Regions from separate parts of the Homo sapiens genome. Here region 2 is linked to region 1. A link is an interaction called in ENCODE POLR2A ChIA-PET data of the cell type or tissue named here. Cell type or tissue: IMR-90. All regions are shown on one strand. Links, peaks and the distances in the headings refer to the core of each region. The heading gives the core; the rest is flanking DNA. Region 1 overlaps DYNC2LI1 (dynein cytoplasmic 2 light intermediate chain 1). Region 2 overlaps PLEKHH2 (pleckstrin homology, MyTH4 and FERM domain containing H2).

What was found. Peaks named below come from ENCODE experiments on the same cell type or tissue, not always from the same donor. Only the 100,000 strongest peaks of a DNase experiment are listed, where the experiment ranks them.
Region 2: POLR2A ChIA-PET joins it to region 1 with 5 read pairs; 3 of 35 experiments call an interaction of 5 or more read pairs at or near these places.

What each region holds. Positions count from the first base shown.
Region 1 is chr2:43,777,719-43,780,643 of GRCh38, reverse strand. The region is part of intron 2 of DYNC2LI1 (dynein cytoplasmic 2 light intermediate chain 1); the gene reads right to left. Among named protein-coding and RNA genes, the nearest start is that of DYNC2LI1, 5.1 kb to the right of the region's middle. In IMR-90, for the core only: no CTCF peak of the experiment used is centred there; no DNase peak of the experiment used is centred there.
Region 2 is chr2:43,647,719-43,650,643 of GRCh38, reverse strand. The region is part of intron 2 of PLEKHH2 (pleckstrin homology, MyTH4 and FERM domain containing H2); the gene reads right to left. Among named protein-coding and RNA genes, the nearest start is that of PLEKHH2, 12 kb to the right of the region's middle. In IMR-90, for the core only: no CTCF peak of the experiment used is centred there; a DNase peak (open chromatin) is centred at 1,463; H3K27ac peaks cover 1,114 bases.

The sequences.
Region 1 (2,925 bases), core at 98-2,597:
AGCCTTTTCAGAATATTCTCTCCACATGTTGGCCTTAACTAAAATATGACTTACCCTGAACCCCTTCCTCTGCAGCCTTGTTAAACGAAGCTATTTATTCTCACTACCCTACATACATTAGGGTCCTCCTTGCTCCCCAGTGCCACCTATAAACAACTACTCTACCTCCCTCCTCTTGAAAAAACCTCAGAGGCTCGTATCAGTTTACCACCAGGGTTGTTGTCATCTCTTCTGGCTCACAATCTCCCTTACCTTTTCAGCTACTGTCATGAATCTTCTTCACACCCACATGGGTCTTGGCAATCCACCTGACATCCGGAGCTCTCAGTGCATTTGCCTCCCAATGGAGGCCTTTTCCCTCACTCTGCTTCTGCCATGGTCACTTCCAAGGTTACATCTTGAAGCTTTCCAGTTTCACTGGAAACTGCACTGCTTCCAAAATCACATGTACAAACAACACATTCTCTAACCACTTCTTCAGGCATCCCCACAGTAATAACTCTTTGACCTTAGTGAAAGGTCTCAAATGTCCATTGACACCCCTCTTCCCCCCACTAACAGTCGCTCCTACTCCATCAGCCTCTTCCTACCTTCACTTTTCTCCTTTTCCATCTCAGAGCCCATAGTTTATCATTACAATCATCTCTGTTAAATACCATTCATGCCCTGAGCTCCCTCACTTTGCACTGTACCCAACCAGCAAAGACTGCCCCAGGTAATCACCTTCCTCCTCCATGCCTGCACCCATGCAAGTGAGTGATGGTGGAGAAAAACCATGTACTCTGGGCAGATTAGTATCAAACTAACATCCATCATCAAAATGGCAGTCAACAATGACTGAAAATCCTATTACATTCCTCTAGTATGATCTTTCTCCCATTTGTTGGAATATCTGTTTCATACATTTTTCTTGATCATCTTAGAATACTCCACACTCTTCACCTGAATTACTTCTCTTTCCTTACTTCTCACCTTCAAGCTTTAGCCATCACTCTCTTCAGGAGGCTTTCCTAGTCTCCCAACTTTCTGGGGTGAGTTAAGTGCCCTCTCTGTTTTCCACCACAGCATTTGTCTCATGGTATTGTCATTGTTGGTGTACAAGTCCTGATACACAAGTTGCTTCCCAGGGAGAATGCCTTTCATTCCTGTTTCCACAGTGTCTAGCAGGATGCTTAGCATATAAAAGATGTTCGATCAATGTCAACCGAATGGATGAACAGATGGTTGGAAGGAGAAAGAGAAGGCAGCAGGGCAGTGGGCTTCTTTGGTAAAGGGTGATTACTATTAATTGAACAATAGAAGCATTAATCGCTTCTCTTTATCTTCCAAAATAATGTTCTCCATGAAGCAGAATCAGATACTTTTTTCTTTCTTTTTTGAAACAAGGTCTCCCTCTGTTGCCCAGGCTAGAGTGTAGTGGCACAATCACGATGGCTCACGGCAGCCTTAACCTTCTGGGCTCAAGTGATCCTCTCACCTCAGTCTTCCACGTAGCTGGGACTACATACAGGTGAGTGCCACCACACCCGGCTAATTGTTTTATTTTTTTGGGGGGAGACTGGGTTTTGCCACGTTGCCTAGGTTGGTCTCGAACTCCTGGGCTCAAGCAATCCATCTGCCTCAGCCTCCCAAAGTCCTGGGATTACAAGCATGAGCTACTGCACTCAGCAGAATCACAGACTTTTTAAAGAATAATACCCTCAAAAGTTTTAGATATCAAGGGAGTTCCCAAATCATCAGAAACAAAATTACTTTTATTACTAAAAACAAAAAACAGTTTGTATATGCCACATATTGCCATCAAGAAAAAGGGGTGGTTTCACAAGTAACAAAAAAACAAAACAAAACAAGACAAAACAGGGTATCATGACTACAAGGGAGTCAAGAATAACTGTTACAGAGAGCGCTAAGAGGATACTGGTAGGGGTATTTTGTATGTAAGCATTTGTATGATGGAGTCAGTAATCAGTACCATTAGTATAAGCCATTCTATCTAATATTCTGTGTACAGAATGTTTTCTGTAATAGAAATGTATTTGTACCATAAGACTAGTACTAGTTATTTACTCATTTATTTAAATCCATGTATGTACCTACATGGCAGTAAGATACAATGTAGGAAACTGTTAAGTACTATGCCTAATATGAAAATCACGTGCATCATAATAGTAAACTCGTGAAATAATGCGTAGCCAGGGGCGGTGACTCATGCCTGTAATCCCAGCATTCTAGGAGGCTGAGATGGGTGGATTGCTTGAGTCCAGGAGTTTGAGGTCAGCCTGGGCAACGCAGTGAAACCCCATCTCTATTAAAAATACAAAAAATTAGCCGGGTGTGGTGGCGCATGCCTGTAATCCCAGCTACTTGAGGTAAAATCACCCGAGCCAGGGAAGTCAAGGCTGCAGGGTGCTGAGATCGCACCACTGCACTCTAGCCTGGGCAACCAGAGCGAGACCCTGTCTCAAAAAAAGAAATAACATGCTTATAAAATATATACTTATATAGTTGGGTTAAAATTTTAAAATATAAATGATCTCTACGATAATTTTATTTTAAAGAATTAAGTTTGAATTTTAAAAAGTGGGCCAATATGAAAACTCTGGAAAATAAAAAAATTAAAAACAAAATAAAAACATTAAGTGATTAGAATTTTACTATCCATATTTCTAATTTTTATCAGAATTTTTTATTTACGTATTTGTATAATTGGGATCATGTCATGTATGACACTTGTGTCCTGCTTTTTTAATTCAGATTATATTCTTACATCACTAAAACCTTTTTCATGGTTGTACAGGTATTTCTCCCAATATATGTAATCTTAATGTTGTATATAAAACCCCCAATGGAGGGTGTCCGGTTGTGCAGAGAGGGCCTTCTGGGACTCATCTGGAGACAAGACGGGTGCTCAGGCTGCCTGGGCGC
Region 2 (2,925 bases), core at 277-2,776, 130 kb after region 1:
GAAAAGAAGAAAGGTAATGCTTTGCTTTTGAGTGATTATTTGTTTCTATTAATATAATCATTCAAGCTGGACAATAACTTTGCAAAATACTCAAAAAAGCAATGCAGACAATATTCATGTAAGTTTTTACTTTCACAATATAGACTATAATGTAAACCTTGGGTCAATTCCATAGCCAATCTATATTAAGTCAGTAAAAGAAACCTGAAATGGCCGGGTACAGTGGCTCACGTCTGTAATCCCAGCACTTTGGGAGGCCAAGGTGGGCAGATCAGTTAAGGTTAGGAGTTTGAGACCAGCCTGGCCAACATGGTGAAACCCCATCTCTACTAAAAATACAAAAATTAGCTGGGCATGGTGGTGCACACCTGTAATCCCAGCTACTCAGGAGGCTGAGGCAGGAGGATCACTTGAACCCAGGGGGCAGAAGGCACCACTGCACTTCAGCCTGGGCAACAAAGCAAAACTCCATCTCAGAAAAAAAAAAAAAAAAAAAAAAGGAAAGAAAAACAAACCTGAAATGATCTATGGTCCCATATCAGGCTTTAGACAAAAATAAGTATTTTATGAACAGGCCAATTATGTAATAACAAAATGAAGCAGCAAATTCTAAGTGCTTAATTTACTGCTACAGAAGTACCCTCTGTAGCCAAAGTGAACTTAGCAGCAAGTGGCAGAGGGAAATTTGCCACTGAGCCTGTATACTTACAGAGCCTCTCATTGTTAAAGGGATTGTATACAAATAAATTTGTTTAATGGATTGGTTAATTTAGGTGGAATCCTTTAGGACCTTCACACCCACTGATGTGGACAGCAGTTCCCTGCCACGTGTCTCTCTTCCTGACTTTTCCCCCACAGACCCCATGAAAGATTCTACCACCAAACATTATTTGATGTTGTTATAATAAATAATATCTTCAACCAGTAACCAAAGATGTGACATTTAAATTAGCCTATACGGTCCCATTGTTAGTATATGTAGAATTTCCATTAGACACTGTGAAACATTAGGCAAGCCAGTAGAGTAACTGAGGGAATGTATAATTTAAATAGGTTAATCATGATATTGTACTGGATTGTTGGGTAAAAGCATATACTATGCTGTCCAAGGACTCCTTATTCCTATGAGGCAATCCAAGTCTGCTTCAAGGGGATCACATTCACAAAAGAAATGCCAAGTGGCAGGAAATTCCAGATGGCAATGCCACATCAGGTAGAGGTAGCATGAGGTTATGCGAGCAATGCTGATGTCCAAAGGGAAAATTCTTCATATTTTTCTCCCTTTCCTTTTCACCGAAAATCTAACTCATAGGAAATAACATTTCACTTCAACTGACAAAGAAACTTTCCTTTTTCCCTCCCTGACTCAGAAACTAACTAGTAATATTGTAAAGTAGGAAAACTACTTAAATCTCAGCTTCCCTGAAGAGTTTATATTTGGCATACTAGGGATATTTCCAACACCATTCCTTAAATTCCTCTAAAGACCTCTCCCACTTACAGCAGCACTTGCCCAAGACTTCAATAAGGCCTTTTTCTTCACAAGCTTCAATATTCTAAGTTACTTGGAAACTGTGATGAAAAAAAATAGGTGCAAAACAACTTTTCTAAAAGATCCCATGTATTATCCAACTTCATCTCCAAAAATATAGGGCATATATAATTGAAATTCATCTCTAATTATAAAAACACCTAGATCATCTCACATATTTTTCCTTTAAAAATTCAGAAATACATCTGCTATCAATATGTAATTACATTTAAGGCCAGGCACGGTGGCTCACGCCTGTAATCCCAGCACTTTGGGAGGCTGAGATGGGTGGATCACTTGAGGTCAGGAGTTCAAGACCAGCCTGGCCAACATGGTGAAACCCCGTCTCTACCCAAAATACAAAATTAGCCAGATGTGGTGGCCCATGACTGTAATGCCAGCTACTTGGGAGGCTGAGGTGGGAGAATCACTTGAATCCAGGAGGTGGAGGTTGCAGTGAGCCAAGATTGCGCAACTGCACTCCAGCCTGGGCAACAGAGTGGGACCCCGTCACACACACACACACACACACACACACACACACACACACACGAATGTAATTACATTTAGGTCACCTCCCCTGTTCACTTAACCAGTGTGTCCATTCAGAAAGACACAGGAAAAAAAGCTGGGCACAGCAGCTCACGCCTGTAATCCCAGCACTTTGGGAGGCTAAGGCGGGCGGATCACAAGGTCAGGAGTTCGAGACCATCCTGGCCAATATGGTGAAACACTGTCTCTACTAAAAACACAAAAATTAGCCAGGCGTGGTGGTATGTGCCTGTAGTCCCAGCTACTCATTAGGCTGAGGCAGAAGAATCGCTTGAACCTGGGAGGCGGAGGTTGCAGTGAGCTGAGATGGCGCCACTGCACTCCAACCTGGGCAGCAGAGCAAGACTCTGTCTCAAAAAACAAACAAACAAACAAACAAAAAAAACCAGAAAGACACAGGAAAATAATAACGAGTTACTTCTGTGTGCCAGACGCTCTATTAGCTGCATCACAAGTCTGAAAGATCTACGGTCTAACGGCAGCTCTGCTTTTTGTTAGCTGTGTGATATTGGGCATGCTACTCAATTACTCTCAGCCTTAATGTTAATTCTCTAGATTGAGGATAATAACAATCACCTCATAGGGTTACTGTGGGGTTTAAACTAGTTGATGGTTGCAGTAAAGACTTAGGAACCATATTTGGCCGCTAGAGTCAGCTTCCTATAGCCATAACTAATAAAATGGAACTAAGAACTAGAACTGTTGCAGGAAAGAGAAGTTGGCCACAATTCCGGGCAAAGAGCTAAAGAACCAAATTAGTATTCTCTCAAGAATCTTCACCCTTGGGCCTGCATCCATTTAGGGGGAAGGTATAGAGCACTATTAGGGAGAAGCCCTGGGGC